2 separate regions of the Homo sapiens genome follow, and region 2 is linked to region 1. A link is a loop called in an ENCODE intact Hi-C map of the cell type or tissue named here. Cell type or tissue: HCT116. All regions are shown on one strand. Each heading gives the region's core, and the rest is flanking DNA. Links, peaks and the distances in the headings are about the cores only.

Region 1 (16,238 bases), core at 5,269-13,268:
AAGGAGAGGGGAAAAGCAGTGAGGGTAACTTTGATTTCTGAAGCACCTAAGGTATACACACAAGCCTCACCCCAGCACATGACCTTCTATGGGGCACCATTACCATAGGAATCTCCAGATAAATAGCATCTACAGGGCAGAGAAGAGGGGTCAACTTGGGACACATGTGCAAAAGCGCATGACTTAGGAATTGAGAGGGTGTCCGGTAGCCTGGAAGCAGTTGTAACAGTATCACTCCAACTGCCCCTGATACAGGGATTCAGAGAGGATAACACAGTGGGGCTGGAAAAGCAAAGCCGACAGACAACACAAGTGGAGGTGAGGGGCTAGGTGCAGGTGCAGCACCATCAGGAAGGGGCACAGCTTAGCCAGGTCCCCGCAGAGAAAGACAGAGGAGCTTGCAGCAGGACCGGGCCAGCTACTGGAGGAGCTACACTCTCATCTAATATGTGTATGTGTGGAAATTATTCAATGCACTCGTCTATTCTGCAAGTAATTATTTAGGGCCAGGAGCATCGCAGTGAGCAAAGCAGAGTGTCATCGGGGAGAGACGATCACGACACAGGGGCCTCAACAGTGTGTCACAGGCAGGCCTGTCTGTGCTCAGGGACAGAGCAGGGCATGCAGGAAAGGTGTGTGGCTGTTCTATATGCAGTGCCCAGGGAAGACCACCTCCTCTAAGAGGGCATCTGAGCAGAGAGCTGAGGGAAATGGGGGAACGCCATCTGGGAGAGGAGCACATGGCGGAGGAGTGACAAGAGCAAAAGGCCCTGGGGTGGGAACGAGCTCAGCCTATGACCGGGACCGCCAGCGCCTGTGTGACTCGAGCAGAGGGGCTTGGGGGTACTAGAAACAAGGTCACAAGGAATAAGGGGCCAGGCCACATCACAAAGGGCCTTGCAGGCCACTTCAAAGTCTGTTTGAAACGGACTTTTCAAAGTTTGCTTGAAACGGGAGATATTGGAGGCTTTGAAACAGCGACAGGTGACCTGGGTCCTTTAAAAATCACTCTGCTTTGACTTTGATCTATATTATGTCAAAAAACAAAACAACAACAACAAAAAAATCCAGTAAAAGTCACTGTGCTTCTGAGTTGAGCACAATTGCAGGGAAATAAAGGAGGGCCGGGAGTCTCCAGGAGGCCGGAGCAAACCAGCAGCATGAGAGGGCAGAACATGTCAGAGGGGGCGTCTGACTCTGGAAGTGGGGCTCACAGGATTTGCCAATGGATTTAGGTGTGGGGCATGGGAGAAAGGGAGTGTCAAGGACAACTCCAAGATCTGTGGCCTGTGCAAATGGAACTGTCATTTATTAAGAGGGAAAAGACTACAGGATGAGCAGGCGTGGGTCTTAGTTTTGGACATGCTAAATCTATGATGGCTATGAGACATCCAGACAGAGGTATCAAAGCTGCAGCTGGAGAGACAGATGTGGAAGAGGGCAGGCCGTGGAGGAGTGCCAGCCACACCCCAGAAGGTCTCTCAAGAAGCCCAGGGCTCCCAAGTCTGAGCCTTGGGGTACACCCAACAGTCTGCAACCAGAGAAAGGTCCCACAGAAGCGACTGAGGAGTGGCCAGCGACAGAAGAAGAGCTCCAAGATCCAGGCCAGGCGCGGCGGCTCACGCCTGTAATCCCAGCACTTTGAGAGGCCAAAGTGGGCGGATCACCTGAGGTCAGGAGTTCGAGACCAGCCTGGCCAACACGGTGAAACCCTGTCTCTACTAAAGATACAAAAATTGGACCGGGAACTGTGGCTCATACCTATAATCCCAGCACGTTGGGTGGCCGAGGCGGGCGGATCACCTGAGGTCGGGGGTTCGAGACCAGCCTGACCAACATGGAGAAACCCCATCCCTACTAAAAATACAAAATTAGCCAGGCATGGTGGCACATGTCTGTAATCCCAGCTACTCGGGAAGCTGAGGCAGGAGAATCGCTTGAACCTGGGAGGCGGAGGTAACAGTGAGCCAAGATCATGCCATTGCACTCCAGCCTGGGCAACAAGAACGAAACTCTATCTCAAAAAAAGAAAAAAAAAAAACAAAAACAAAATCAGCCAAGCGTGGTGGCACGTATCTGTGGTCCCAGCTACTCAGGGGGCTGAGGCAGAAGAATCCTTGAACCTGGGTGCCAGAAGGTTGCGGTGAGCCAAGATCGCGCCACTGCACTCCAGCCCAGTGAAAGAGCAAGACTCCATCTCCAAAAAAAAAAAAAAAAAAAAGAGCTCTAAGATCCAGTAATAACAACAGCAGCAGTGACAGCCACCACCCGCACTGCTGCTGCCACTGCTAACCAGACCCAGGCACTATGCTGATTGCTGGGTTGTTTTGCTTTCTCATAGCAGAACAAACGGTGGCACAGCAGTCACAGAGCTGTGTCATTGTGTGCAAATGAACAAGTGGGAAGTTACACCCAAGTCATCCTCGATCCAAAATCCATATCATTGCACCCCATAATGCAACAGGGAGTCATCAAACATACATAAAACGTGGAGAAAGTTTCTTTACAAAAACAGTGGCATCACTCCAAAGCATTGGTTAGAAAGGAAATAATTTTAGGCAGGAACCAATTAGGAAGCTCTGCAAGAAGGTCAGGAACAAGGGAAGGACGGCAGAGAAGATGCGAAGAAAGGGATGACTCCATACCCGGTCGCCAGCTACCCATGCCCGAATCCTGCCAGCTGCCTGGACTATTACAGCCCAAGAGCTAACAATGGGGTCTACCCTCGTAAACAGTTGCATTTCAATCGGTAATATGAGTACCTGCAGAATAGCCTCAATTTTGCCGTGGCCGTCGCATCAAATGGAAGGGAAAAGAGTCGGTGCAGGCTGCCGAAAATTCCAGACCGGGCAAACACCCTCCAGGTCCCCTCGCGCTCCTCCTCTGCCCTTGGGCCCACACCTGCATGATGGCTTCTGTAAACTGCTCCTCTGCCCCTCCTCCTCAGCCTCCTCTCGGCTGCCCTAGCTTCCTGACACCGCCTAACACAGGCTCATGCGAGGGGTGCTTTCCCGGCCTCTGGGTGACACTTTGGCCACCCTGTGTTTCCATTAACCCCGCTAAATCGGCTGTTAGGCTGCTGAGGAAGGGTTTAAGTCCAATCACGCTTCCCTCACTGCTGCTTCCCATTATGTAGCCTAGAGTTATTGTTTCTAAGGTCTGTACAGAGCACACAGACCACCTACATCCTGAAATCAACCACGAACAACAGCTGTCAATATGTGGTCGCCCCTCCCACACACACCGTTCAAGGAGCCCCCGTGAAAGCACAGGCCAAGCACCTGGGCACAGACTCTCCTCCGCAGGTCATGAGGGAGGAGGAAGCTCATCCCCTCCCCTGGAAGTACCCTCAGATTTGACACACCCGGGTCTGCAGCTCTCCCACTGCCTCGAGTTCTGGTAGAGTAAATAACCTCAAAGACAGACCAACCCAAAAAAGGATGACTGGATTAAGCACCCAAAGCAATACTTCAACTTCTGGCGAGAATTCAATCGGGAGCTGCAAGACATTTATCACTGTATCTGCAAATACCAATCATGACTTGATTATCTTCGTGAAACCTCATTTCTTCGTGTCCTGGGGGACATTTTTCTCCAGAAAAGTGCAGTATAAACAAACAACATGCTGATTCTTCAGGACACTGCTGACAGCTCTGAGCAACCCAACAGCCAGCACTCCCAAACCCATTTACCGCCACATCTGTCCTTTTTTTTGAGACGGAGTCTCGCTCTTGTCGCCCAGGCTGGAGTGCAATGGCGCGATCTCGGCTCACTGCAACCTCTGCCTCCCAGGTTCAAGCGATTCTCCTGCCTCAGCTTCCCAAGTAGCTGGGACTACAGGCGCCCACCACCATGCCTGGCTAATTTTTGTACTTTAGTAGAGATGGGGTTTCACCGCGTTGGCCAGGCTGGTCTCGAACTCCTGACCTTAGGTGATCCACCTGCCTCAGCCTCCCAAAGTGCTGGAATTACAGGCGTGAGCCACCACACCTGGCCCCCCCGTTTTTTGTTTTTTGGTTTTTTTTTTTGAGATGGAGTCCTGCTCTGTCACCCAGGCTAGAGCACAGTGGTGTGATCTCGGCTCACTGCAATCTCTGCCTCCCGGGTTCAAGTGATTATCCTGCCTCAGCCTCCTCCTGAGTAGCTGGGATTAGAGGCGTCCGTAACCATACCCAGTTAATTTTTTGTATTTTTAGTACAGACAAGGTTTCACCATGTTGGCCAGGCTGGTCTTGAACTCCTGACCTCAGGTGATCCACCCGCCTTGGCCTCCCAGAGTGCTGGGATTACAGGCATGAGCCACTGTACACAGCCCGATTACCAATCTTCTGAAATAGTTTAGGAATAGGCCAGGCAGAATGCAGAATGCTCTGACACTGCTGTGGCACTGGCTCCTCAGCAAACTCTTTTCTGCATCCACTTCAATTCCCCTCACTCCAGCTGCCTACTTTTGAAAATGACCTCATATTTGCAGCACGCTGGGGTCAACGGAGGAGGCTGCTCAGGGGCAGAGACTGGCAGAGACAGGCAGAGACCTGTGCAGCTACCACAGGTCCCAACAGACCCCCAGACTGTTTCCCCCAAGGGAAGTGAACCCTCAGACACACAGATGGAGAGATGTCTGATCTAATTTCCTTCACTGCACTGTCGGGGCATTTTGCCAAAGAGAGCTACTTCACCTGGCATCTCTTCACTCAGAAAAAAACTGATCAAAACTGCTATTTTTTGCAAAAGTTATTATGTACAGATCAGACAGACTTAATGAATTGGGGAAAGACCTTTTAAAGTTAAAGAAAGTCTATTTGGTTTCCATGGGAAATTTCTTTCTTTTTTTTTGAAACAGAGTCTCACTCTGTTACCCAGGCTGGAGTGCAATGGCATGACCTCACTCACTGCAACCTCCGCCTCCCGGGTTCAAGCAATTCTCCCTGCCTCAGCCTCCCAAGTAGCTGGGATTACAGGCATGCACCACCATGCCTGGCTAATTTTTGTATTTTTAGTAGAGATGGAGTTTCACCAGGTTGGCCAGGTTGGTCTCAAACTCCTGACCTCAGATGATCCGCCCACCTCGGCCTCCCAAAGTACTGGGATTACAGGCATGAGCCACTGCGCCCAGCCTCCATGGGAAATTTCTTAATAGAAACGGGGTCTCCCAGGCTGAAGTACAGTGGCATGATCATGGCTCATCACAGCCTCAAACTCCTGGGCTCAAGCAGTCCTCCCACCTCAGCCTCCCGAGTAGCTGAGATGACAGGCACATGCCACCACACCCAGTTTTGTTTTGCTTTGTTTAATTTTTTATAGAGACAAGGTCTGGCAATGTTGCCAAGGCTGGTCTCAAACAGTCCTCCAGTCTCAGCCTCCCAATGCTGAGATTACCATGCTGAGATTACCAGCATGAGCCACCATGCCCATCCTTAAAATTTTCTTTTAACCTACCTCCAACATTTTTGCTTACAGGCAAAAAAGAAATATATGACAAAAATAACACTAATAAGAGCAGGTAGAGAAAAGAGATTCCAAACTTCATAAAGAGCCTCTGTTGGGGTATTATAACAAACTGCATTCAGCTGCATGAAACAGAACCAGAGTCTTTCCCACTAAAAAATAACTGCATGAGGCCAGGTATGTGGCTCACACCTATAATCTCAGCACTTTGGGAGGCCGAGGCAGGGGAATCACCTGAGGTCAGGAGTTCGTGACCAGCCTCGCCAATGTGGCGAAACCCCATCTCTACTAAAAATACAAAAATTAGCCAGACGAGGCCAGGCGTGGTGGCTCACGCCTGTAATTCCAGCACTCTGGGAGGCCAAGGTGGGCGGATGACCAGGTCAAGAGATCAAGACCATCCTGGCCAACATGGTGAAACCCCGTCTCTACCAAAAATACAAAAATTAGCTGGGCGTGGTGGCGGGCGCCTGTAGCCCCAGCTACTTGGGAGGCTGAGGCAGGAGAATTGCTTGAACCCGGGAGGCGGAGGTTGCAGTGAGCTGAGATCACGCCACTGCACTGCAGCCTGGCAACAGAGCGAGACTCCGTCTCAAAAAAAAAAAAAAAAAAAATTAGCCAGACATGGTGGCGGGCACCTGTAATCCCAGCTACTTGGGAGGCTAGGGCAGAAGAATCACTTGAACCTGGGAGGCGGAAGTTACAGTGAGCTGAGATCACGCCACAGCACTCCAGCCTAGGCAACAGAGCAAGACTCCATCTCAAAAAAAAAAAAAAGAACTGCATGAGAAAACAGACCAGGGCTGAAGCAGATTCATCTTAGGTTCCCAGTACACAGTCAGCAGCCCAGGTTCCCTCTCCTCTGCTCTCCCAATCTGTACTGGATGGCTTTCTTCACACTTGTAAGACAGCTGCCAAAGCCCTGGGCTTTCCATCCGCTCAAGGCAGGGGAAGGGTAAAAGCAACAGGCAAAAGGCAGAGGCCAAACAAGTGTGCCCCCTTTCTTTTTTTTTGAGATGAAGTCTTGTTCTGTCTCCAGGCTGAGTGCACTGGCGCGATCTCAGCTCACTGCAACCTCCGCCTAGCGGGTTCAAGCAATTCTCCTGCCTCAGCCTCCTGAGTGGCTGGGACTACAGGCACACGCCACCACACCCGGCTAATTTTTGTATTTTTAGTAGAGACAGGTTTCACCATGTTGGCCAGGATGTTCTCGATCTCCTAACCTCGTGATCCACCTGCCTCAGCCTCCCAAAATGCTAGGATTACAGGCGTGAGCCACTGCGCCTGGCCAAGTGTGCCCCCTTTCAAGGAGCCCGGTGTAGAAACTTCCACCTGAACATGCTGGCAAACTTGCAAGCAAAGGGGTCTGGGAAGGTAAATAATTTATCTGGGCCCCAACTACACCAAGCAAAACTGAACTGCATTAGGAAGGAAGTTGTCAAGACTGGACAATGGGTAGGCAATTAGCAGTCTCTGGCACAGGTATAAAATCCATAGTCAGATTCCAATAACAAGCTCTCGGTGAAAAGGATACTAGGACATGCTTCAGCAACTCCTCCTTTTTCACCAGCACAACTTACTGCACAGTTCCTCAGAGAAACTTCTTGCAACTTGCTCAGCTGACTGCATGAAAAACAGAGTTCACATGGATACATAAGCACGTATGCTATCCACTGGCCCTTTAAAAAATTAAACACATTTCAGACATATAAAAGGGTACCAAAAATAATATACAAATACCAGTAACCACCACCCAAATTAAGAAATAAAGCATTACAAAAAAGAAAAAGAGCACTACAAATATTACAAATGCAACTGAAGTCCTCTGGGGCCCTCTCCAAACACAATTCTCCCTCTACTCCCAGAGGTAAACTTTTCTTTTTGCTTTTTAGCCAGAGTCTCGTTGTGTTGCCCAGGCTGGAGTGCAGTGGCACAATCTAGACTCACTGCAACCTCTCCCTCCCAGGTTCAGGTGATTCTCCTGCCTCAGCCTCCCCAGTAGCTGGGATTACAGGCGCTTGCTACCACACCTGGCTAATTTTTGTGTTTTTAGTAGAGACGGGGTTTCACCATGTTGGCCAGACTGGTCTCGAACTCCTGACCTCAAGTGATCCACCCACCTCCGCCTCCCAAAGTGCTGGGATTACAGGCGTGAGCCACCACGCCCGGCCCTCCCCAGGGCCTTATACTACATTTGGTGTTTATTTAATCTTAAGCATTTCTTAATATTTTTACCATATATTTCCATATCCCTAAACAATTACAGCATTTTTTAATATTCTGAAACTTGATATAAATGGTATTCTACTCCGCAGAGCCTTCTGCACCTGACTTTTTCCTCAACAGTCTATTGTTCAGTGGTGAGATTTCACTACGGTGACACATGGAGCTCCAGGACATTCATCTTCACACCTTACAGCGTTTGTTATATGAACAGACCACAAGGAATGTACATACTCTTCTGCTGACATTTAGATTGTTCCCAACCACGCAGAAGTACATGCTATGGAGTGCTTCTCGCACTCACATGTAAAAGCCTCCCTAAGGTACTTCCTAGAGAGCGCACCCAGCTTCAGCATGACCAGATACTTCCGGCAGCCATTTGTTAAGTGTAGAGAATCTTGTGCTTTCTATTCATGAAAAGAATCCGCATACATAATGTCTAAGAACACAGAATCTGGAACCAGACCACCTGGGTTCAAATCCCAATTCCACCATCTCCTTTGGCTTTGGAGAAGTGAATTAGCACCTCTGTGCCTCAGACTTCACATCTCTAAAAGGCCACGGTATATGCACAAGTTCACAGCAGCATTATTCCTGGTAGTCAAGAGGTGGAAGCAACCCAAGTGTCCATCAACAAATGAAAGGATAAACAAAACGTGGCACACATATACAATGCAATATTGTGCGAACTTAAAAAAAAGGAAGGAAATTCTGACATATGCCGCAATGTGGATGAACCTTGAGTGTATTATGCTAGGTGAAATAAGCCAGTCACAGAAGAACAAATACATGGCCGGGGGCAGTGGCTTATGCCTGTAATCCCAGCACTTTGGGAGGCCAAGGTGGGCGGATCACCTGGGGTCAGGAGTTCGAGACCAGCCTGGCCAACATGGTGAAACCCTGTCTCTACTAAAAAAAATAACAAAAATTAGCCTGGCATAGTGGGGGGCACCTGTAATCCCGACTACTCAGGAGGCTGAGACAGGGGAATCGCTTGAACCCGGGAGGGTGGAGGTTGCAGTGAGCCGAGATCACACCATTGCGCTCCAGCCTGGGTAACAAGAGTGAAACTCTGTCTCAAAACAAAAAACAAGAAACAACAACAAAAAAAAGAAAGAAAAACCAGGGTACAAAAGGCAGCAGCAGAATTCAAGGTTAGAGGGTCCCAAACTTTCTCAGGCCACACGGTCCTTAGGGTTTCAGTAATTTTTTTCATGGTACTTAGGCCAAAATAAATACCTCACAGTTCCAATTAAGTACGTAGTTAGGGCCAAACAACTTAATCATTACTTATGTCCTGTCAACTCAGTGTCTGCTGGGCACTGCCCAACTTCCCAAACCCTGGAATCAGACTGGACGCCACCAATTCCATTTCCAGTTCCACACTGATTTAAGAGATACTTGCTTTTTTATAAAACAAATATTTCTATTGATGCATGATAGATGTACATAAATACTTGTGTTTTATCGCGGCAATTGCCCAAAAGCCAGCTTTGTAGGCTTATGACATCATTGAAAAGAACTACAGGAATCTCATGAAACAGGCAACTACTTCAAACTGTAGTTTGCACTGTGTCCGACAGATGTCGCTCCTTCCCCCTAAAATTTAAAATAGCCTTCTTTGCCAGGTCAACTTGGCACTAAGCATGAGGACTCAGATCTCAGTCCAAGCATCACTCCAGAGCCAAAGCCATCTCCAAGAGAAACCATACATAATGGATTTTTTAATTTGTTTTTGATTCCTTTATTGAGTAAGTCTCTTCTTAGTGGTACGATCTCAAAGCTGGTCAGCTGGATTTTATTGATGAGATAAGACAATGGCTTAAAGTAGAGGTTTCAACTCCTAACTGACAGCTATCATTAATTGTAGGATCTCATTTGTTATTCACAACAGCACTTATATCTTAGGTTTTATGTTGTAACTGAGGAAACTGAGGCTTAGAAACAATAAGCAGCTATCTCTAACTTCTGTCAGAGCCAAAAGTGCCTTAGCTGGCGGCTGAACCCAGCCTAACTCCAACACTGGCTGCATTCCACCAAGCTGTCTCATAATTTCTGAATTGACTAATCTCCAGCCAACATATGAGATTACTCCAGAATCTCTAAAATTTTACCTTTTCAATCAAGAAAGACACTAGCTAATGATTAAATGCAATGATACTCAAGTAGTAGGGTCATTTACAGAAAAATTCATGAGTTACATAGCTGTTCATAAACTAGGGGACGAAAATCCATTTGCAATTTGTTAATATTCTCAGAAAGAGATTAACCAATTAAAAAAATGCTTCCTTTGGGTAAGAGATATGTAAATATTTGGGGTTTTTTTTTTTTGGTTTGTGTGTCATTTGAGACAAGGTCTCACTATGTCACCTAGGCTGGAGTGCAGTGGTGCAATCATGTCTCACTGCAGCCTTGACCTTCTGGGTTCAGGTGATCTTCCCACCTCAGCTTCCCAAATAGTTGGGACTATAGGCACGCACCACTACACCCAGCTAATTTTTGCATTTATTTATTTATTTTTTTTGTAGAGACAGGGTTTTGCCATGTTGCCCAGGCTATTTGTATTTTAAATGGGAAAAAATAAAGCAAAGAACTCTAACCCTATGAAGCATGTAGTTCTTTAAATCCAAGTAAATCAGTAGGGTAAACAGTAAAAACTGTTCATGATAGTTACGTCTTTTTTTTCTTTTTTTTTTTTTTTTTTGAGACAGAGTCTCATTCTGTCACCCAGGCTGGAGTGCAGCGGCATGATCTCGGCTCACTGCAACGTCCACCTCCCAGGTTCAAGCGATTCTCTTGCCTCAGCCTCCCAAGCAGCTGGGACTACAGGTGCGTACCACCACACCCAGCTAATTGTTTGTATTTTTAGTAGAGACAGGGTTTCACCATGTTGGCCAGGCTAGTCTCAAATTCCTGGCCTTAAGTGATCCAACTGCCTCGGCCTCCAAAAGTGCTAAGATGACAAGCATAAGCCACCGCACCCAGCCCGTTTACGATACTTATATCTAAGTGGTGGCATTAATCATGATACTTTTTTGTTCAATCTGTAATTTCTAAATTCTCAACAATAAAGGTATCTTGTTTTATAAAGAACAGTCCATTTGTTCCTTTTTCTAAAACTCTTGATTTATTCTGAGTTTTTTTTAATGGGGGCCATGTATGCTAAAGAGTAGATGTACCAAGAAATGTATTTATTTTCCACATTGTCCCCATGTGCACTTTTATTAATAACAACAATAACAAAAGATAGTAAAGAAATTTACTTTGGACAGAACTATAGCTTAATTCTTTTAGAGACTGAAAGAAAATATATTGCAGGCCTCCAAGTGGCCACAAATTTATCCTCACAGTGGCCACCAGGGGTCCTTACCCAGATGCCTCGTCCAAGTCACTCACCACAGTAGGAAGCTGCAAGGCCTGGCCAGTTCTTGTGCAGCCATGACTGGTTTTGTGTAAATACTATCTTTCTCTCTCTTTGATTCAAGCAGTTCACTGGAATGACTAGAAAGCCTCCTTGTACAAAGTCACAATATACAGTTTCAGAGAAAAGAGAATGTTCTTGTGCAGCAGTTTTAAAGGGCATTATTTTAAGGCCGGGTGCTTAATCCCTGTAATCCCCAGTGCTTTGGGAAGCCAAGGATCACTTGAGCCCAAGAGTTCAAGACCAGCCTGGGCAACATAGCAAGATCCTGTCTGTATAAAAATAAAAATACAATACAATACAATACAATAAAATGCATTAGAGCCCATATCCCAAAATTGTGATTGAGCAGATCTGGGATGGGACCAAGGATGCCGCATGTTCCACAGCTCCCCAGGTGATGAAGATGTGCAGCCCGAGGTGAGAACTACTCCCTACTATTAACAGACGGCACCAGCACGCTCCACGGCATAGGGAACAATTCAGACTGCTGTTTCCATTCCCAACTTACCATCATCACCATGAAATAGAAAAGAACCCAAACGTCAGCCTTGGTTACTTAGTCAACACGAGATAATATGATGTGAATAGTAATAATGGGCCAATAAATATTTCAATTGCAAACTGGATAAATCTACCAATCCTGTGCTAACATAAGAATTTTAATTTCCCTAAATAATTCTTGGATTCCTCAGATTTTGATTCCGTTTCTGTGGAACCATAAACCAGTTTAGGAGCAAAGTCATGAGCATCCATATACAGTCATGGGTATTTCAATTCTGAACCTTAATAAAACCATAAAAGTCAGCTCTGCCGTTATAAACTCCACTTACCTTTGCTGTTTCATAATAGAGTCAAAACCGATAGTCTCCACAGGTTTATTTCCAATTGTAACAATTTGCTCTTTTCTATCTTCCTCTGGTCCATCTTCTAACACATAGCGGTTCTTAATTGCAGTAAGAAAGTCTGTTCCAAAATTTACCTTGTTCGGACGAATAAAGGATCCTCCTGTCGGGTGCCTGGTAAAGAAGAGCAAATGAAACACAGAAAATATTACCCACCAAGAAAGGCCATAAATACAATTTTCTGAAGGTCTTCAAAAATTTCTACATGCTAAAAAATCAAAATTAGCATAAAAGAGAATATCACATACTAAAATAATATATAATCAGTATGATTGACCATAAAGGGTTATGATCTTATGCAAGCATGTTAAATCCCTTTAAATAAACTAACAAGTAATATGAAACTGACAATTCACATTAGAAAAAACAGAAGTATTAAATCCATGGGGGTGGCCAGGCACGGTGGCTCATGACTGTAATCCCAGCACTTTGGGAGGCCAAGGCAGGAGGACCACCTGAGGTCAGGAGTTCAAGACCAGCCTGGCCAACATGGCGAAACCCCCATCTCTACTAAAAATACAAAAATTAGTCCAGCGTGGTGGTGCACACCTGTAGTCCCAGCTACTAGGGAGGCTAAGGCGGGAGAATTGTTTGAACTCGGGAAGTGGAGGTTGCAGTGAGCCAAGATCATGCCACTGCACTCCAGCCTGGGTGACAGAGCAAGACTCCATCTAAAAAAAAAAAAAAAAAAAAAAAAATCGTAGGTGGATTATATACAAAATCATTTATTTATTTATTTACTTATTTATTTTTTATTTTGGTAACAGAGAGAGACCTTGTCACTTAAAAAAAAAGAAGAAACAGTGAACTCTATAAATTGATCAAAATTGTATTATAAACACTATTTCAGCTTACGATCATTACTTTTTTTCTTTTTTTTTTTTGAGACAGAATCTCACTCTATTGCCCAGACTGGAGTGCAGTGGCGCAATCTTGACTCACTGCAACCTCCACCTCCTGGGTTCAAGCAGTTCTCCTGCCTCAGCCTCCCAATTAGCTGGGACTACAGGCATGTGCCACTACACCCAGGCTAATTTTTCTATTTTTAGGAGAGACAGGGTTTCACCATGTTGGCCAGGCTGGTCTTGAACTTCTGACCTTAAGTGATCCTCCCGCCTTGACCTCCCAAAGTGCTGGGATTACAGGCGTGAGCCACCACGCCTAATTTTTTTTTTTTTTTTTTAAAGAAAGGGGGTCTCACTCTGTCACCTCGGTGAGAGTGCAGTGACACAACCATAACTAACTGCAGCCTCCAATTCCCAGGGCTCAGGCAATGCTCCCTCTTCAGCCTCCCACGTAGCTAGGACTACAGGTACAAGCAACCATGTCCAGCTAACACTTTTCGTACTTTTTTTAAGAGACAACATCTCACTACGTTGCCCAGGCAACAACCATTAACTCTTAAAGAAAGAAATCAGACCTTTTTAGAAGTCACCATAATTCTGGCCAGGCACAGTAGCTCATGCCTATAATCCCAGCACTTTGGGAGGCTGAAAAGGGCGGATCACCTAAGGTCAGGAGTTCGAGATCAGCCTGACCAACATGAAGAAACCCCATCTCTACTAAAAATACAAAATTAGCCAGGTGTGGTGGCACATGCCTATAATCCCAGCTACTGGGGAGGCTGAGGCAGGAGAATCACTTGAACCCGGGAGGCAGAGGTTGCGGTGAGCCAAGATCATGCCATTGCACTCCAGCCTGGGCAACAAGAGCAAAACTCCATCTCAAAAAAATAATAATAATAATAATTGAAAAGGATGAAAACTAATATTTGTGATAAATTTTGTTAACATAAACATACGTACAGTTTTCTCTAAGATGTGGGTTCACAGTGATGATCAGACTCTAAAAGGAACTTGTGATCCCAAAAAGTTAAAACCAATCCCCAACCTGGGAAGAAGTGGCCAGGAGGGAGTTAGAAACTTAGAGAGTGTGGGCTGGGTGCGGTAGCTCACCCCTATAATCCTAGCATTTTGGGAGGCTGAGGCGGGCAGATCACCTAAAGTCAGGAGTTTGAGATCAGGTGCGGTAGCTCACCCCTATGATCCTAGCATTTTGGGAGGCTGAGGTGGGCAGATCACCTAAAGTCAGGAGTTTGAGACCAGCCTGGTCAACATGGTGAAACCCTGCCTCTATTAAAAATACAAAAATTAGCCAGGCATGGTTGCTGGTACCTGGAGTTTCGCTACTTGGAAGTATGAGGCAAGAGAATTGCTTGAGCCCAGGAGGTGAAGCTTGCAATGAGCTGAGATCACATCATTGCACTCTAGCCTGGGCGACAGATGGAAACGAGGGGAGGGGAAAGGAGGGAAGGGGAGGGGGAGGGGAGGGGAGGGGGAGGGGAGGGGAGGGGGAGGGGAGGGGGAGGGGAGGGGAGGGGGGAAGGGGAGGGGAGGGGAGGGGAAGGGGAGGAGAAGGGAAAGGGATGGGAAGGGAAAGGGATGGGAAGGGAAACTTGGAGAGTGTGGTGTCCTGGAAGCCAATGAAGAAAGTCAACAACCATGTCCAATGCTAAAACCAGGTCAGGTAAGGTAACAGCTGAGGCCTTGCCACTGAATCCAGCAACATGAACATAACCTTTCCTACGAGCAGTCTGGGTGGGGCAATAGGGCAAAGCCCAGCGAGGGTGAGTTCCAAAGACTGGGAGGCAAGTGAGCACAGCCTACCCTTGTCCTGAAGGGGCACAGGGGTCAAAGGAGGGAGATTGCTTAAGACAGGAGAAAATATCCACCTTGTATGTTGATGAAATTAATTCAGTGGAATAGGGGGAAGCTGATTATGCAGGAAATTAAATCCTCTTTTGTAGCAAAATTAAGTCCCATATCTCTCTCATGGCTTATACACACACATCAGTGATTTGTTTCTGTAAGTTAAACATGTCTCTTAAGTTACAAGCCTAGTTTACTGGCTGCTCTGCCTATGGAGTAGCCATTCTTTATTATTCCTTTACTTTCTTAATAAACTTGCTTTCACTTTACTCTATGGATTCCCCTCAAATTCTTTCCTTTGCAAGATCCTAGAACCCTCTCTTGGGGCCTGGATCAGGACCCCTTTCTGGTAACATCTTTCTGGCGAACCACAGAAAGGAGGACACTGAGGGGACCCGCCCCCCAACCCAAAGGAAATAGTCTGCAGCACTGACTGGGTGACCTTGGGACACAAGTGGAGAAACTGCTTATTTTACCAAGGCTTCAACTGGAATGGTGTGTGTTCCTTTATGGAATCAAACTTGACTTATAGAGCCAATAAAAGCCGCTTGGGAAAACTGGCCTCACTCCTTGTCTACACAGTTCCTGACCTGTGTCCCACAGACCTATGGAAGACAAGAGAATGATCCCACTTATTCCTGTGAACCAACCAGTGATCTCTGGCTGCTGCTCAGAAGAAACAAGAGTGATGGGTAATGTTATTCTAATTCTGGGCACATATTGGAATTGGCTAGTGACTCCTTATTAGCTTGATTTAAACAATTGCCCAGTTCATGGAAAACTTTCTAATTCAGTTTACTTGGGATAATTTTATTTTTTTTATTTTACTGTTGTGGAATATATTGCTGTGATTATACTCTTTGTGTAGGAATGCAGGATAAGCTTACTAAATGTTTTCTTAAACTGAACACTTATTAATCTTCCAGATATACCTTTTGTCGGAACTCAAGAGTTATGAATGGCCTTCGCCATACCAACGCTTTCGAACTGAGCTCCTCTACCCTGAATGCAAGAGACCCAACAGTTAGGCAGGAATATCATCACCCCTGTTCAGCATAAAGAAGTTACAGAAAGTGGATCTTCATCCCTCTGCAGCCCTTAGGATTAAGGGTTCTCTCGTAAAAGGGAGGGGGGAAATATGTCAGAGACGTTTGAACCAGAGCAACTCCATCTTGAATAGGAGCTGGGTAAAATAAGGCTGAGACCTACCAGGCTGCATTCCAGACTGTTAGGCATTCTAAGTCTCAGGATGAACTAGGAGGTCGGTACAAGATACAGGTCATTAAAGACCTTGCTGATGAAACAGCATGCAGTAAAGAAGCTGGCTAAAACCCACCAAAACCAAGATGGAGATGAGAGTGACCTCTGGTCATCCTCACTGCTACACTCCCACCAGCACCATGACAGTTTACAAATGCCATGGCAACGTCAGGAAATTACCCTACATGGTCTTAAAAGGGGAGGCATGAATAATCCACCCCTTGTTTAGCATATACTCAAGAAATAACCATAAAAATGGGCACCCAGCAGTCC
Region 2 (16,238 bases), core at 3,823-11,822, 1.3 Mb after region 1:
CTCAAGGATCTAGAACTAGAAATACCATTTGACCCAGCGATCCCATTGCTGGGTACATACCCAAAGGATTATAAATCTTGTTACTATAAAGACACATGCACACATATATTTATTGCAGCACTATTCACAATAGCAAAGACTTGGAACCAACCCAAATGTCCATCAGTGATTGATAGACTGGATTAAGAAAGTGTGGTACATATACACCATGGAATACTATTCAGCCATAAAAAAGGATGAGTTCATGTCCTTTGTAGCGATGTGGATGTAGCTGGAAACCATCATTCTGAGCAAACTATCATAAGGACAGAAAACCAAACACCACATGTTCTCACTCATAGGTGGGAATTGAACAATGAGAACACCTGGACACAGGGCAGGGAACATCACACACCGGGGCCTGTCAGGGGGTGGGAGGATGGTGGAGGGATAGCATTAGGAGATATACTTAATGTAAATGACGAGTTAATGGGTGCAGCAAACCAACATGGCACATGTATACATATGTAACAAACCTGCATGTTGTGCACATGTACCCTAGAACTTAAAGTATAATAAAAAGAAAAAAAGAAAAAAAAAGCTTCTTTAATTATTAATGCTTTTCATTACTATTCAGCTTTACTAAGCATCTGACATTTCCAAGTCTTTCTTCTAAAATATATTATATTTACTCTGCATTAAGAAAGTAATTTTTCGGCTGGGCGTGGTGGCTCATGCCTGTAATCCCAGCACTTTGGGAGGCCGAGGCGGGCGGATCACGAGGTCAGGAGATCGAGACCATCCTGGCTAACATGGTGAAACCCCGTCTCTACTAAGAAATACAAAAAAATTAGCCGGGTGTGGTGGCGGGCGCCTGTAATCCCAGCTACTGAGGAGGCTGAGGCAGGAGAATGGAATGAACCCGGGAGGTGGAGCTTGCAGTGAGCCAAGATTGCGCCACTGCAGTCCAGCCTGGGCCACACAGCAAGACTCCGTCTCAAAAAAAAAAAAAAAAAAAAAGTAATTTTTCATCTTCAAATTGATAAAAATAAAATGACCAGAACTCAGAAAAAAAAATTATCATGGGCTATTTTTTTCTATTGAAGAGTTGCAAACAATGGTTAAAACTCAAAAGTTTGTTCCTAAGATTTTTAAATATGTCGCATCCCATGCTTGAATCCAAAAGAGACCAAATGCTAAAAAACTGCTTGAAAATTATACTAAGACACATAAAAAACATTTCAAGGCATTAGTGAGAATTGATTAGATTTAGCAAATGCTAGATTTAGTGAATGCTTAAAAGATCCCTCGATTGTAAATAAAGTTGATCAGAATTTTAAGTAGGACTGAGTGGAGAACTGCAAACAGATTGGAGTGTCTGGCAGTGAGGCGTCCTGCAGGGCATGGCGGTGACTCATATAAGGAGGTCCAACTGCCCCTCCTTGGCTGAGAAGAAGGAGACCAAGGGCTGTCTTGAGCTTCACGCTCTTGCTGCTCAAAATGAGGCTGATAACGACTGTCAAGCCAGGTGTGATCTTTTGTACTTTTGTGTAATTATGGCCCCAGATGTACACAGTAACTTGGCTACTTCTGGCAACAACAGCTTTGTGCCTTGAACTTGAATGCTTGGCCATACTGGGCAATCAAAGGGGAAAGAGTGCAATGTGCATTAGAGGCTCAGAGGAACTGCGGTTCTCAAAGGATTCAAATGTATATATGGACATGCTGAGCACGGTTTCTGAATTATCACAGATGCCCAGCAAATGCTAGCTGATCTGCTATTATTGCTATTATTCCCAGAACAATAAAAAGTCCTGCAGTTTATATTATAGCACTGTCAGCACTGACTCCCAATACTTTAACTTAAGAAGATACTTCACATTTATTTTCATTGCATACAAAATGGAAACCCCAACTTCGATTCAGTAGTGATAAGAATGTAAGCCGAGTGAAATTATGCCATTTGAGATGCCTCAATTTTATCTCTAAGAAACACAGAGAGGTCACCTAATGTCATTCTGGCAGTGGTCCCCTTGCCCACTGCTGGAGAAAATGGAATTCCAGTGTTTTCCAAGTTCTGGGAGGCAAAGCATGAACTGTCCCTTCTGCAGCCTGCACCTCCAGCTCCCCATGCACCTGCCAGCACAGTGGAAGGTGCCATGAAGCCACAAAGGGGCTTCTACTTGGCAAGGCCTTCTCAGTTCAGGGCTGGTGCTCTGACAATGGCAGCACACCAAAAACAGCTTCAACCATGGGAGAAAAGTGTTAGAGGCTGTAAATTGAGTGTGTGTGTGCGAAAAAGAAAATAGTGCATATTGCTGCGTGATGGAAGTCTATTTGTTATATAATAGGCAACTATGCTATTTTCAGCTTCTCATCTGCTACTTTTAGCTGTTTTGACTATCCTGTTCATTTCCCCACCCCTAATACTAGCTGGCACAGATAAAACAGAGTGCAATAGTTAAGTATCTAATATAAGCATCTAAAACAGGATTATTTCTACCAGGGATGCATGGGAGCAATTATCTAATGATTAGATTAGATGAAGTGTTCACAAAGGAAGGAACAGAGCTTCGTTTTCCTTTCAGCTCAGCCTATGACCAAGAAAGGACTCGCCTCCCTGCATTGGAAGCTTTTGTGATGCTACCGTTATGAATGGGAAATGTCTATCCAACGGCGGACCCATCATGCTATTTTAAACTTTTTAATAACAAATTAGCTATAATTTGGAATTAGCTTTGCCACGAGACAGATTTTTCATGGTTTATTTGGTTTGTTCATCCCTGATGTCTTCATAACATTGTGGCAGTTAAGAGATTTTTGTTTGAACGCTTTCAGAAAAAAAAAAAAAAAATCACCATGAATTGAGAGGCCCTATAAGGCTGTGGAAAAGATGGAGGCTAGTGTGCAAAGGCCCAGGCAGCAAAGCATTTGTGTGTGTGGTAGGTGGCATGACTGCTCACAAGTATTCACTCCCCTTCTCTTACCCTTACACACCCCACCCCTGCCATGTGATTTCTGCCTCTCTTATGGAAAGAGCTCAGTCATGGGATGTGCTGATTGATGTACAGGGATCTAACATGTGCCTTGTCTGAGCAGAAACTTCAAGAGGTGTGATGGGTTCCTGCCAGCTCTCTTGATCTGTCCTCTGCAGCAAAGCCAACTAATACAGAATGATTTAGATGATTCACTCCAACTTAGCTCCATTTTTAGTACCTTACTCTAAGAATATTCAGGTAGTGCAAGAGGTTTTGTAAAAAAAAAAAAAGAAAAGAAAAAAAGAAAAAAATAATTTGCTTATTTGTCACTAAAGGAGAAGCAAATGAATAGATTAAATGGACCTTTTTGAATCAGAAGAGTTGGTTCTAGTTCTAGTTCTTCTGAATATCAGCGTGTGACCTTGTACAGGTCATTTCACCTCCCTGAGCCTCAGTTTCCTCATTTTAAAAAGGGAAATAAGAATTTTGCTGCTGCTTACCTGACACCATGGCTAAATGAATCACATAGAGCCAGGATTGGCCAACATTTTCTATAAAGGGTCAGAGAGTAAATGCTGGAGCCTTTGTAAGCCATATCTGGTCACTGTCACTCTTCCCTCTTCCTCCTTTTCCTCTCCTCTCTCTCCTCCTCTTTCTTCTACAACCCTCTAAAACTGTAAAACCCATTCATAGCCCGCCAGCGATATGCAAACAGGCCTTGGGGCAAAGTTGAACTTCCAGCCAAAGTTTGCTGACCCCTGAATTTGAAAGGATCATTAAAAGGTAAAAAGTTAGGGATGGGGGTTGTGTGTCAATGGAGATGGAAATCCGACGATACAAACTCTTCATACAAAATGCTTGTTTCCAGTCCCTGCCTGATGTCTGTGGAAAGGTGGGATAAAAGTGCATTACAACAACAACAGATCAGGGTAACATGAAGTCAGGATGCTATTCGGTTACTTAGCATCCACAGTGTATTCAAGTTTTTGCAAAATGACACAGGAAGCAGTATCTTGGAATTGCTATTATTTTGTCTTCCGAAGTCTAGATTTTTAAAAATAAAACAAAGCACAGTGTTAACTAGCAATCCCAATTGAGTCTGGATATCCCATGTTTTATCACATCCTGGCATAATGAAATTAACTCTGGCCTTAAAGGTTATGAGCTCTTTCTGTGTATCTCACAGTTTCTTGTGGTTTTATATATATATACACACACACACACACACACACACACACACACACACACACACACACACACACATATATAGTCTTTTTTTTTTTCTTTTTTGAGACAGAGTCTCACTCTGTCACCCAGGCTGGAGTGCAGTGGCACCATCTCGGCTCACTGCAAGCTCCGCCTGCCGGGTTCACACCATTCTCCTGCCTCAGCCTCCTGAGTAGCTGGGATTACAGGCGCCCACCACCACGCCCGGCTAATTTTTTGTAATTTTAGTAGAGACGGGGTTTCACCATGTTAGCCAGGATGGTCTGTATCTCCTGACCTCGTGATCCACCAGCCTCAGCCTCCCAAAGTTCTGGGATGACAGGCATGAGCCACTGCGCCCAGCCTGTTTTTTTTTTTTAGACAGGGTCTCACTCTGTCACCCAGGCTGGAGTGCAATGGTGCGATCTCGGCTCACTGCAACCTCCATCTCCCAGGTTCAAGTGATTTTCGTGCCTCAGCCTCCCAAGTAGCTGGGATTACAAGGGTGTGCCACCATACCCAGCTAATTTTTGTATTTTTAGTAGAGACAGGATTTCACCATGTTGCCCAGGCTGGTCTGGAAACTCCGACCTCAGGTGATCTGCCCACCTCAGCCTCCCAAAATGCTGGGATTACAGGCGTGAGCCACTGCACCTGGCCTCTTGTATATTGTATTAGGGTGAATCTTGCATGAAACCCTTCAAACCAGAGCTGTTTGGGGTCAACATCTGAATATAGCACTCAGAGCTAAGAGTCATGCTTAGTGTCAGCAGGGGTAGGCCCAACAAAGGGATACTTAGTCCTCGCTTTTTGAAGCACCAGAAATTCTACAGCTTGGGTTACATAGATGCTCTAAGGTAAAAATATTAACTTTCTCTTACTGAATTTGGTTTGCTTTTGGTGACAAGAATAAAGACAGGTAATAAGAAGGCAATCTACCTTGGAGTAATTCCATTAGTCACTAGATCTCTGTTTTTAAAGACCATCCTCCATAAGATAAACCATTGCTCCTTGGAGACTTGGCTGATTCCAGGGCTGGGGCTGAGATAGTACAAAATAAGCCTGGACATCTTGTTGCACTGGAAAGTAAATCATTGCTCAAAGAATGATGGGAATATGTAAAAAGAACAAAACCCCCAGCTTAAAAGGGGCTCTAGGCTGGGCGCGGTGGCTCACGCCTGTAATCCCAGCACTTTGGGAGGCCAAGGCGGGTGGATCACTTGAGGTCAGGAGTTCATGACCAGCCTGGCCAATATGGTAAAACCCTGTCTCTACTAAAAATACAAAGAAATGAGCCAGGCATGGTGGCATGTGTCTGTAATCTCAGCTACTTGGGAGGCTGAGGCAGGAGAATTGCTTGAACCTGGGAGACGGAGGTTGCAGTGAGCTGAGATTGCGCCATTGCACTCCAGCCTGGGCAACAGAGCAAAACGCTGTCTCAAAATAAATAAATAAATAAATAAAAACAAAAATAATGGGGGGTGGGAGGGAGGGTGGCTCTACTGCTAAATTTGGGACAATGTGAGCACCAAAATAAATAATGATAATAACATAGCCCTGTGGTCTTGTGACTTAATAAGAAATATTTATTTGGTCTTTTCCCCTGACTGAGTCTTGGCACACAGCTTCTAAAGCCCTTGAATTTCCTGAGCTGTAAGGGCCATAGGTGCATCTTTTGTTCTAATATTTGGTCTCTTTGACCCCAGTTCCTGACACAGAGCTCATAAATCTTTTGGAAGGAATTGCTTTCCCTTTTGCTCCTAAGCAGATAGCTACAGACCGAGGCCAGATGTCTCCACAGGTAGCTACTTTATATTGACTTTATGTAAAGTGCAGATTTACTAAGCATGAGACAAATACATAATTGACTATTCCTTTATGCCCTCCTTTCACATATGAAATGTGGATTTGGTGAACGCTGATCAAAGACTTGAAAGAATGCAACTGCTTGCCCCTTTTATCTACCATCTCCCCCTTTTCTTTCTTCCTCTTTCCCCTACTGCTCACCCTTTCCCCTTAATTATTGACGTTCCCAGACCCTTTTTGTCAAAAGCTCGGATCACAGATTGTTCCTGCAGGTTTCTGTTGCTTTTTCCCAGGTGCATCTTCAACCCTGGCAAAATTAACCTCAAAACTGATTGAGATAAGTCTCAGATACTTTTTGGTTTACAATGGTTATGTAATAAAATGCCCTTGATTTTATAAAATACACACTGAGATATTTCGAGGTGAAGGAAAAGGAGCATTATACCCATGGCTTGTTCTCAAATGGTTCAGAAGACAGAATAAAGCAAATGTTAACATTTGAGAATCCAAGTGGATATGGAAATTCTTTTACTATTTTTGCAACTTTTCTCTAAGTCTGAAATTATTTCAAAATAAAAAGTTGAACATGTTAAGTGGGGATAGTGAGTAGATCTTAGGTTTACTTTATTCCTAAGCATTTGGATTCCAAGAGTGGGTGGTCCTAAGCCCAGAGAAGAGGCCAAAAGGGAAGCTGAGGGTAGACAAGGCAGTGGAATGTTCCTGGGGAAATGCTTTGGGTTGGCAAAGCATTGGTCCTCAGAGCAGCCCATTATGTAAGTGCATACAAGGGAAGGACCAGAGGACAAAGGACACAAATTAAAACCACAGATTCCAAAGCACCACAAGTCCACGCATAGGCAGATGTGTGGGCAGCCAGGAGTAAAAGGGGCAGCAATATTAAAGAGTAAAAGGTGTCGATGAGTACTTGGAAAGTGAATTATGAGGTCCCTCAAAAGGCAGAGAAAGCTTGCACATCCAGCTTCTTCCAGGAGATTCTTAGACACTTCCTTACTGGGGCAGAAACCTACCTGAACACTTTGGCAGCCACAAGCAAGTACAGGCAAGATGAATGCGCTTCCTTGGAGGAACAGAAACCCAAAACACTAGAGGCAGAGCCAGAAGACCTCATCATATTGACCCGTTTTATTTTATAGACCATATGGATACCTTTCTACCATATTTTAATATCAACTCAATACCCGGTCCCCTTTAAAGCTGTCTCTTTATAAACAATGACAGCCACAACAAACAAACAAAAAACCCACCAACATGTGGCAAAATGCACGCCGCATCTCAAATGCACGCCGCATCTCAAGATGACCCGTTTCCAAATACTGTTTTGAAATAAAGGAAGCCATGCTTAAATTATACTCCTTTAGCGCCATCTTGTGTCTGCACAATGAAAAACGCCTCTTTCCAACTCTTCCCCAAATGTCCAAGAAAGGGAAATCCCTCCTCATTCCAACCTAAAATTTTCCTAGGTTTAAAATTTCTTCTTCTGAGCTAAAATTACTCTTAAAAACACATTAAAAGAATTAAATCTCAATTCTCAGCAAACAAAGACATTCTTTTCAAAGTTAAGTGTACATGAACACAAGTGGAGAATAGCAAAAACAGATTAGTCTTGATTCACAAATCCCTTAACTATCTCACGGTATTCTGCAATTCTCCCTTCAAACTAATAGTACTCCATTAAAATAGAACCTTTCATAAATATGTCAGTTTATAATTAAAAACAAATCAGCCATATTGGAAATGTAGTTTTATCTTCTTTCCTTTACTCACATTTGAAGGACCAAACAAGCAATCTTTTAAAAACAGCAATAACAACAAAAACTCAAGAATTAGGAGCTTTTCATAACAATTTCAGTGCACATTTTTCAAATTTGTTTTCCTTTCCCAAACTTAAGCAAAAACTCATTATCTTCTCATCAGCAATAAATACCATGATATAAATTTCCAAAGAACAGCAGAAATCTATTAATGGCATGCAGTGGTGTGCTGGAGCCAACTCATACTGGCTCATAAGACTATCGTGTGTATCTCCTTCCAAACACAGTCTGTGATGTCACACTGGTAGTTTGAAACCAGCCATAGTGGGAGCACTTACCCTGCGGAACTGGCAAATGCTGCAAATCAGGGTCCCTCTTGCCCCAGTCTCCTCCTGGAGAGCCGATTGTTAAACTCTTACCAGCACACATTGCATAAGGGAGGCAAGAGAACACTTGTATCCGAGTCTTTGCACTTTGCTGAGAAATCTCTTACGTGTCACCAAAACCTTTTCTTATTTTTTTATTTTGGAGATGGCGTTCTGCTCTTGCTGCCCAGGCTGGAGTGCAATGGCACGATCTCGGCTTGCTGCAACCTCCACCTCCCGGGTTCAAGCAATTCTCCTGCCTCAGCCTCCCGAGTAGCTGGGATTACAGACGCATGCCATCATGCCTGGCTAATTTTTGTATTTTTAGTGGAGACGGGTTTCATCATGTTGGTCAGGCTGGTCTTGAACTCCTGATCTCAGGTGATCTGCCCATCTCATCCTCCCAAAGTGCTGGGATTACAGGCGTGAGCCACCATGCTTGCCTACATGTCACCGAAATCTTAATGGTCATGAACTAAAGTCTATGAACACAAGAAAGACTTCATTTTAGGGCAGCCTATAATTAAACAATTTAATATCTTAAATCCCAATTATACCTTCCAACATTACATTTACATTTAGCAGCTTCTTCCTCCTCTAGCTTCTTTAAATTTCTCATAAATCAAGAGAAAATAAGTATTAGCCTGTAGTGAGTATGTTCAGAGCTTACTTTATGAAACAGTTTTCCTGGAATGCAAACAAAAAACAAATGCTTAAGGGATCTCCAGACAACTGCCAGGTTTCTCCTGGCTCCATCCTGATTCTTTTATGTCCCAGGTCTAAGGCCAAGGGCTTACTTTGATGATTATGGCAATTTAGTCTGTGGTTGGACGGAGAGGACAAATGTGGAAATTATCAGGGGCTCATAAGAGTGCTTTGATTATGTCAGAAACTTTAAGCACAGCACATATATTAATAGTTATTTCTTTTCTTTCTTTTCTTTTTCTTCTTCTTTTTTTAAAATGGGGATGAGGTTTTGCTCTTTTGCCCAGGCTGGTCTCGAACTCCTGGGCTCATTGGTCTCAAACTACTGGGCTTGAGCGATCTTTTCACCTCAGCCTCCTGAGTAGCTGGGACTACAGGCATATGCCACCATGCCCAGCCTCAAGTAAAAGTTATTTCTGAAACCGGTCATTAAGAATGTGAATTATAGGCCGGGCACGGTGGCTCACGCCTGTAATCCCAGCACTTTGGGAGGCCGAGGAGGGTGGATCATGAGGTCAGGAGATCGAGACCTTCCTGGCTAACAGGTGAAACCCTGTCTCTACTAAAAATGCAAAAAAAAAAAAAAAAAAAAAAAAAAATTAGCTGGGCATGGTGGCGGACGCCTGTAGTCCCAGCTACTCTGGAGGCTGAGGAAGGAGAATGGGGTGAACCCAGGAGGCGGAGCTTGCAGCGAGCCGAGATAGCGGCACTGCACTCCAGCCTGGGTGACAGAGTGAGACTCTGTCTCAAAAAAAAAAAAAAAAAGAGTGTGAATTATAAACTTCACAAAAGATTGGGTAAAATTTCCAAACACAATACAAGACAATAACTATTTGGGATTACTTTTGGAAATACGGGGTAGAAGATAAACTCTGATATGAGTCACATGAGAGAAAAGGACAGCAAGGTGTTCTGTGCATTGTTATAGGGAAAGTATGTGTCTAAGCACAGATTTTTTTGTTTTGTTTGTGACAGGTTCTCATTCCATCACCCATGCTGGAGTGCAGTGGTGTGATCCTGGCTCACTGCAGCCTCGAACTACTCCCAGGCTCAAGGAATCCTCCTACCTCAGCCTCCTGAGCAGCTGGGGTCACAGGCATGCACCACCATGCCTGGCTCCTTTATTTTCTTTTTTATTTTTATTTTTTTGTAAAGACGAAGTCTCACTGCCCAGGCTAGTCTTGAACTCCTGGGCTCAAGTGATCCTCCTGCCACTGCCTCCCAAAGTGCTGGGTTTACAGGCATGAGCCACTGCACCTGGTCTAAGCACTGAATTAACCAGCACAGCCATGGCAAGGATGAGAAAGATCTGAGGTTCTGCCGAAAGCATGGCCTGCATTTATCTCAGGCTGCTCCACTCGGAGGATGAGCTATTCTCAGGCGCTTGTCTCCCCCAGGATCCTGATGGGGACTACACAGGATACAGAAGGACAAGGCCAACCTCACCCTAAACATCTTGCTGTGTTCTGAAAGCCCCATCTCATTGTTTCTCCTATTTTTAAAAAAGTCTTCTTTTCTTTCCTTAGCATAATTCTCAGCTTTCTCCAGGCCTGAGCTCTGAGGCCGCTGTCCTGGGGAAGCTCTTCCTGTTGGCCTGGAATGTGGTACCCAGCAGCTTGGGACTGGATCGTCACTGCTGGCTGGAGTCAGCAGAGGGAGCATGGGTCACACGATGTGGCCACTGTGCTGCTGGCTCTTCAGCACGGAGTCTTCAGAAAGCACAGAGGACAACCGGGCGCAGCGGCTCACGCCTGTAATCCGAGCACTTTGGGAAGCCGAGGCGGGCGGATGACCTGAGGTCAGGAGTTCGAGACCAGCCTGGCCAGCATGGTGAGACCCCCGTCTCTACTGAAAATATGAAAATTAGCCAGGCATGGTGGTGCACACTTGTAATCCCAGCTACTCAGGAGGCTGAGGCAGGAGAATCGCTTGGACCTGGGAGGTGGAGGTTGCAGTGAGCTGAGATTGCGCCATTACACTCCAGCCTGGGCAAAAAGAGCGAAACTCCGTCTCATAAAACAAAACAAAACAAAAAATACAGGGGCCTTTTCACCAGCAAAGTCAAACAAGTCCACATGAACACAGATCAGGAGCTAGATTAAATTAATTCACTCTCTTACAAGAAAACTAAATTAAAATTTTATTTTTTTAATTAAATAATTAAAAATTAAATTCACTCTCTTACAAGAAAATCCAATGGATTTCTTTCCTCTGATTATAAAACAAATGTTTACCTTATTTCTCATCTTAAACTTTTCTGTTTCCCATTTCCTATAACAATGTTCTAAAATCTCACCGTCTAGAGATAGCCACTATGAACTTAATAAAGCTTATACTAGATTTTTCACATAATTACAAAAATAAGAGTCTTCTCATCTTTTAAAATTTTGTTTTATGGGGCTACACAATTCCATAATGTGGATCCACCTTAACAGACTTACTTGACATCCTATTTGGAGTGTTTAAAATTTTTGTCATTTTATAGCAAAAGATTTTTCTGTAGTTTGTATTATTTTCTCAAGACCAGTTGCTAGAAGTGAATTATTGTGTCTGAGGGTATAAGATCTATCTGGCTAAAAACCCTTCCAAATTTACATTCCCATCAGCTGTGGATGAAACTGTCTTCCATAGCATCCTGGCTAGCACTGTAATTCTAATTGTGTTATTTGTCCAAAAAATGGAATATGGTTATTGTGTTTTGCATTCTTTTGCTTACTAAAAAGATTGGCTGTATTGTATGGTTTTCTTCATGCATTAATTGTATATGTATTTAAAACACAATTTTATCCATCTGTCCACTCATTCAGCAAATGTTTATTGAACACCTACTGTGTATAAGACACTGTGCTAAAACCACACACATTATCCTGAACCAAAATCTTAATGGCCTCTGCCGCAGGACACCATCCCTTCCTGGCTCTGCCATTCCAGTTAGTGCCTCCTGTCGGCTGATTTGAGAACCGGTGTGAGTGTCATTGCCATCTTCCATCAATTGACACATTCTAGGAAATTCACCTTGAAAATGTCTCTAAGTGTCATCCCCTTTTTTTATTTCCACAACCACTAACTCTTATCCAGGCATCCAAGAGCTCTTGCAAGGAATATAGGATCTGAAGTGATCTTCCTCCTCCGTATTCAACCTACAAACTGATGCTGGAGCAGTCTACCTTTCCTCTGATCAGAAACCTTCCCTTTTCTCCACCTTCTCAATTCTCTAGCTTGAGCTCCAGGGTCTTTGCGCTTCTGGGCCCATCTTACCTGTCCTTCGCTTTCCATCCTTCACTTTCCTAGTCATACTATCCTTCACTTTCCGTCCTTCACTTTCCTAGTCATACCATAGCCCTGCCAACCAGAGCTAGTTGCTGTTCTCTAAACAGGTGCTACATTTTCTGGCAGCTGTGCCCCTGGCCATGGCATCTCGCCACACCCATCTTCAAAGCCCAGCTCAAATGCCTCCTTCTCTAAGAAAGTATCCCTATTACTGTGGGCCAGATCCTCCTGACTTCAGAGCCCAGGTGGCATCCACTGCGCCCTCTCTGGAACACCCAGAGCATGGTCCACTCCTTCCAGTGGCCGTCACCTCTTTGTCCTCCCCCTCTCCCTACCATCTTTGAGATCAGACAGTACGAGCTCACTTTTGCATCCTGTTGCCTAGAACAGTCCTAGCACACAGTAGTCCCTCCCTAAGTGTTCACTGAATTGAAGAATGAATGAGGACATACATATTATAGATAAATAAAGGTGCTAGCAACCATGTGGAGGAGTCAATGTGTAAGAAGGAAGTCAACCGCACAGAGAAACAGTGATGAGATGGAAAGGGAGACTCCTAAAAACATTCAAGGTGGGTTCTCTGGGGTTTCCTCCCTCCAACCATGAGGAGATGAGCTGCCTATGGCTTTAGGATGCATCTGCTTCCACCTTCTTTCATGTGCCTCTTCTTTGAGACTCTCATCTTCACTTGACACACATTTAACCTACAGGCTAGGCTCTAAAGCAAAAATTCTAGAAATGGCCTCCGTGTTCCTAGCCTTTCTCTAAAATTCCTTCCTGCCCTAAAACTATGAAGAAAGAAATCTTTAGCAGGGAGTGTTACTTTCTTTCACAAGCCTCTAGGCAATGTGAAAATTTCTTGAGCCTGGCCTCCACCCACTGGTGGCTTGACTCACTCTTACTGCAAACAATGCACACATAAAGAAGACTGCTCACAGCAGCTCTCCTTCTGCAAAACAAAACGCCTCAGTGTGTGGGGCTGCCTATCAGGATGGTCAGAGCAGAATGACTTTCACAAGTAGAATACTCCACTCCCTGAGATTGGTGGCAGGCATTTCAAACACTTCCAGAGCAGGAGACACTCTGAGGCCACTTGCCACCTGAAATAAAGTCCATAAATGATCAGAACGACTGTGTCCAGACATCTGGTAATGGCTATAGCAATTGCTTGTGGAGATTTATACCTGGGCTATGAGAGAAACATATTTAAAGAAATCAAAAAAGATATATATATATCTTTTATATATATATAAATATATATATCTTTTATATATAAAAGATATATATATTTATATATATCTTTTATATATAAAAGATATATATATTTATATATATCTTTTATATATATAATATATATTTTATATATAAAAATATATATATCTTTTATATATATAAATATATGTATCTTTTATATATAAATATATATATCTTTTATATATAAATATATATCTTTTATATGTATATCTTTTATATATATAAATAATATATATCTTTTATATATAAATAATATATATCTTTTATATATAAATAATATATATCATTTATATATATAAATAATATATATCTTTTATATATATATCTTTTATATATATAAATAATATATATCTTTTATATATATCTTTTATATATAAATAATATATATCATATATATAAATATATATCTTTTATATATATAAATAATATATATCATATATATAAATATATATCTTTTATATATATAAATAATATATATCTTTTATATATATAAATATATATCTTTATATATAAATAATATATATCTTTTATATATATAAATATATATATCTTTTATATATATAAATATATATATCTTTTATATATATAAATATATATATCTTTTATATATATATCTCACTTCCATTTGAAACAGGGTATCGCTATGTTGCACAAGGTTGGTCACTATATTTTTAATGGAAGATTGGGAATAACAGCCATTTCTGTGGCTTGTTTCAGTAAATGCTAGCACTTAAGCAGTGCTTTTTTTTCCTTAGGGGGCTTATGCTTATCATTACCCGTCATTCATACTTGGAAGACAAATAAAGAATTACAGACATAGCTGACTGCTAATAGTTCTGTGAGGCTAGTGCCCAAGTAAGCAAGTCAGGTTTTCCAAATAATACATAGAGGGAAAACAAAGGGAGTTGCTCAGTCAGTCTAACCATGTTTTTCTATAAAGTGTACTTTGAGTGCTTCCATTAATAAAAGAATGGAAGGCAAACAGATTTATTGTTTACCTCCTGTGTACCAGGGCCTCTGCGAGCTGTCTTTTAATGCTTTCTCATTTGATTTGTAAAACTTCTTTTATAGCTGAGGAAACCAAGGCTCAGAGAATGTAGATAAATGGACTGAAGCCATTTAGTTAGAAATGCCAGGAGCTGGGTAAATAGAGCCAGGAGCTCTATGTAAATAGAAGGTCTGTGTCCTTTCTGCTTTAGGGTGCTTCATCTAGTAGTCATACACATGATAGTGAACTAGTCATGATGCTCTCCACTGTAGGTACTATAATAGCTGAAGTGGTAGATTAAATTACTGGTGCCAATTCTTTACTCCCCGGTAATAGCAACCCTGCTGGCACCTTGATCTTGGACTTCCAGCCTCCAGAATCATGAAGAAATTAAAGTCTATTGCTTAACATAATAGCTGAAATGGTAGATTAAATTACTGGTGCCAATTCTTCACTCCCCTGTTATGGGATTATACAGCCACACCTTTTGTCACTTAACTTTGCAATACCTTCCCCACTGCAGGTGGAGTATACTTTTCCAACCCATTAAAATGGTTGTTTGGCCATTGACTTGCTTTGTCATAAGAACAAGCCCAGGGTGGGTAGCTCTTGGTCCCAGGAATTTGGGAGGCAAGTGGCACCACCTGAAGCCTAAACCATAGCCTAGAGCCCTGCCCAGGTGACTGTGGCCTGATGCAGAGGTGCTCAGCTCGGCTCAGTAGAGACCTCCCAACCTGCAGACCCACATACTAGAGAATGTTTTTGTTGTTGTAAGACACTGAGATTTTGAGTTTGGTTGTTACATAACATTATTGTGTTAATATTGCCAATGGAGATGATTAAAAAGTGACTTAAACAATTTTATAAATGACAAGAAGGATGGAGGATGGTAGCTCCAGGGTTGGTTTGGTGGATCCTTATTGTTATCAAAGACCAATGTTCTTCATTCTGCCACTTGGCCGTCCTCTGTGTCTCAGCAAAGTTCCCCCTCATGGAACCCTGTTGGTTGCAATAGCTCCATACATTGTATCTTCAAATGACAACATTTCAAGGAGAAAGTAAAGGGGCAGGTGCTATGGACTGAATTGTCTCTCCCTCCCCACAATTCATATATTGAAGCCTTAACCCTCAATGTGAATGTGTTTGAAGAAAGGGCCTTTAAAAAGGTGGTTAAGATTAAGTGAGGTCACTGAGATGGGGCCCTATCTAATAGCACTAGTGTTCTTATAAAAAGAGGAAGACACTAGAGCTGGCTCTGTGTGTGCATGGAGGAAACGCCATGTGAGGATACAGCAAGGAGGTGCTGTCTGCAGTCCAAAGAGAGAGGCCTCACCAGAAGGCAAACCTGCTGGCACCCTGATCTTGGTCTTCCAGCCTCCAGAATTGTGAAGACATAAAGGTGTGTTGTTTAAACCACCTAGCCTGTGATCTTTTCTCATGGCAGCCTGAGCAGACTAAGACAGAAGGGTAAAGGAGCTTCTTTTGTATTGCTCTTTCTTTCTTTTATCATGGAAGAAATCCTTCCCAGAAGTCCCCAGCAGACACTTACCCTTGGCTTGTTGCCCAGAACTGGGCCACATGACCACTCTAGACCAATAGCTGGCAAAGAAGAATGGGATTGCCAGCATTGGCATAGACCAATCATGGTGAACTACCTTGGACTGGGAACAATGCCACCCAAACAAATTTCGGGAGTATGTCCTTCAGAATAAGCCATAATAAACCGTAGTCATAAATTTCAGTGGCTCACAAGAACAAAGGCTTGTCTCACACTCACAGGGCATGTCTGCTGTGGGTTGGCTGCAGCTCTGCCCTACAGTTTCTTTGCTCTGACATCCGGAATAATAGAACATCTCTAACTGGAACGTGGCTGATATTGTAGTTGAGGGAAAAGGGAACAGGATCAGCTACGAGC

Evidence for each region. Peaks named below come from ENCODE experiments on the same cell type or tissue, not always from the same donor. Only the 100,000 strongest peaks of a DNase experiment are listed, where the experiment ranks them.
Region 2: a loop joins it to region 1, with 6 times the contacts of the local background. A loop is called at or near these places in 7 of 110 quality-filtered maps.

Annotation. Positions count from the first base shown.
Region 1 is chr1:235,410,306-235,426,543 of GRCh38, reverse strand. It overlaps TBCE (tubulin folding cofactor E), which reads right to left. Exons shown (of 17, transcript NM_003193.5): 4 at 11,926-12,111; 5 at 6,983-7,071. Among named protein-coding and RNA genes, the nearest start is that of TBCE, 51 kb to the right of the region's middle. In HCT116, for the core only: CTCF peaks have their summits at 9,250 and 11,014 (motif pointing right); DNase peaks (open chromatin) are centred at 9,286 and 11,063.
Region 2 is chr1:234,105,895-234,122,132 of GRCh38, reverse strand. The region is part of intron 2 of SLC35F3 (solute carrier family 35 member F3); the gene reads right to left. Among named protein-coding and RNA genes, the nearest start is that of SLC35F3-AS1, 160 kb to the left of the region's middle. In HCT116, for the core only: CTCF peaks have their summits at 7,365 (motif pointing left) and 10,451; DNase peaks (open chromatin) are centred at 7,352 and 10,479.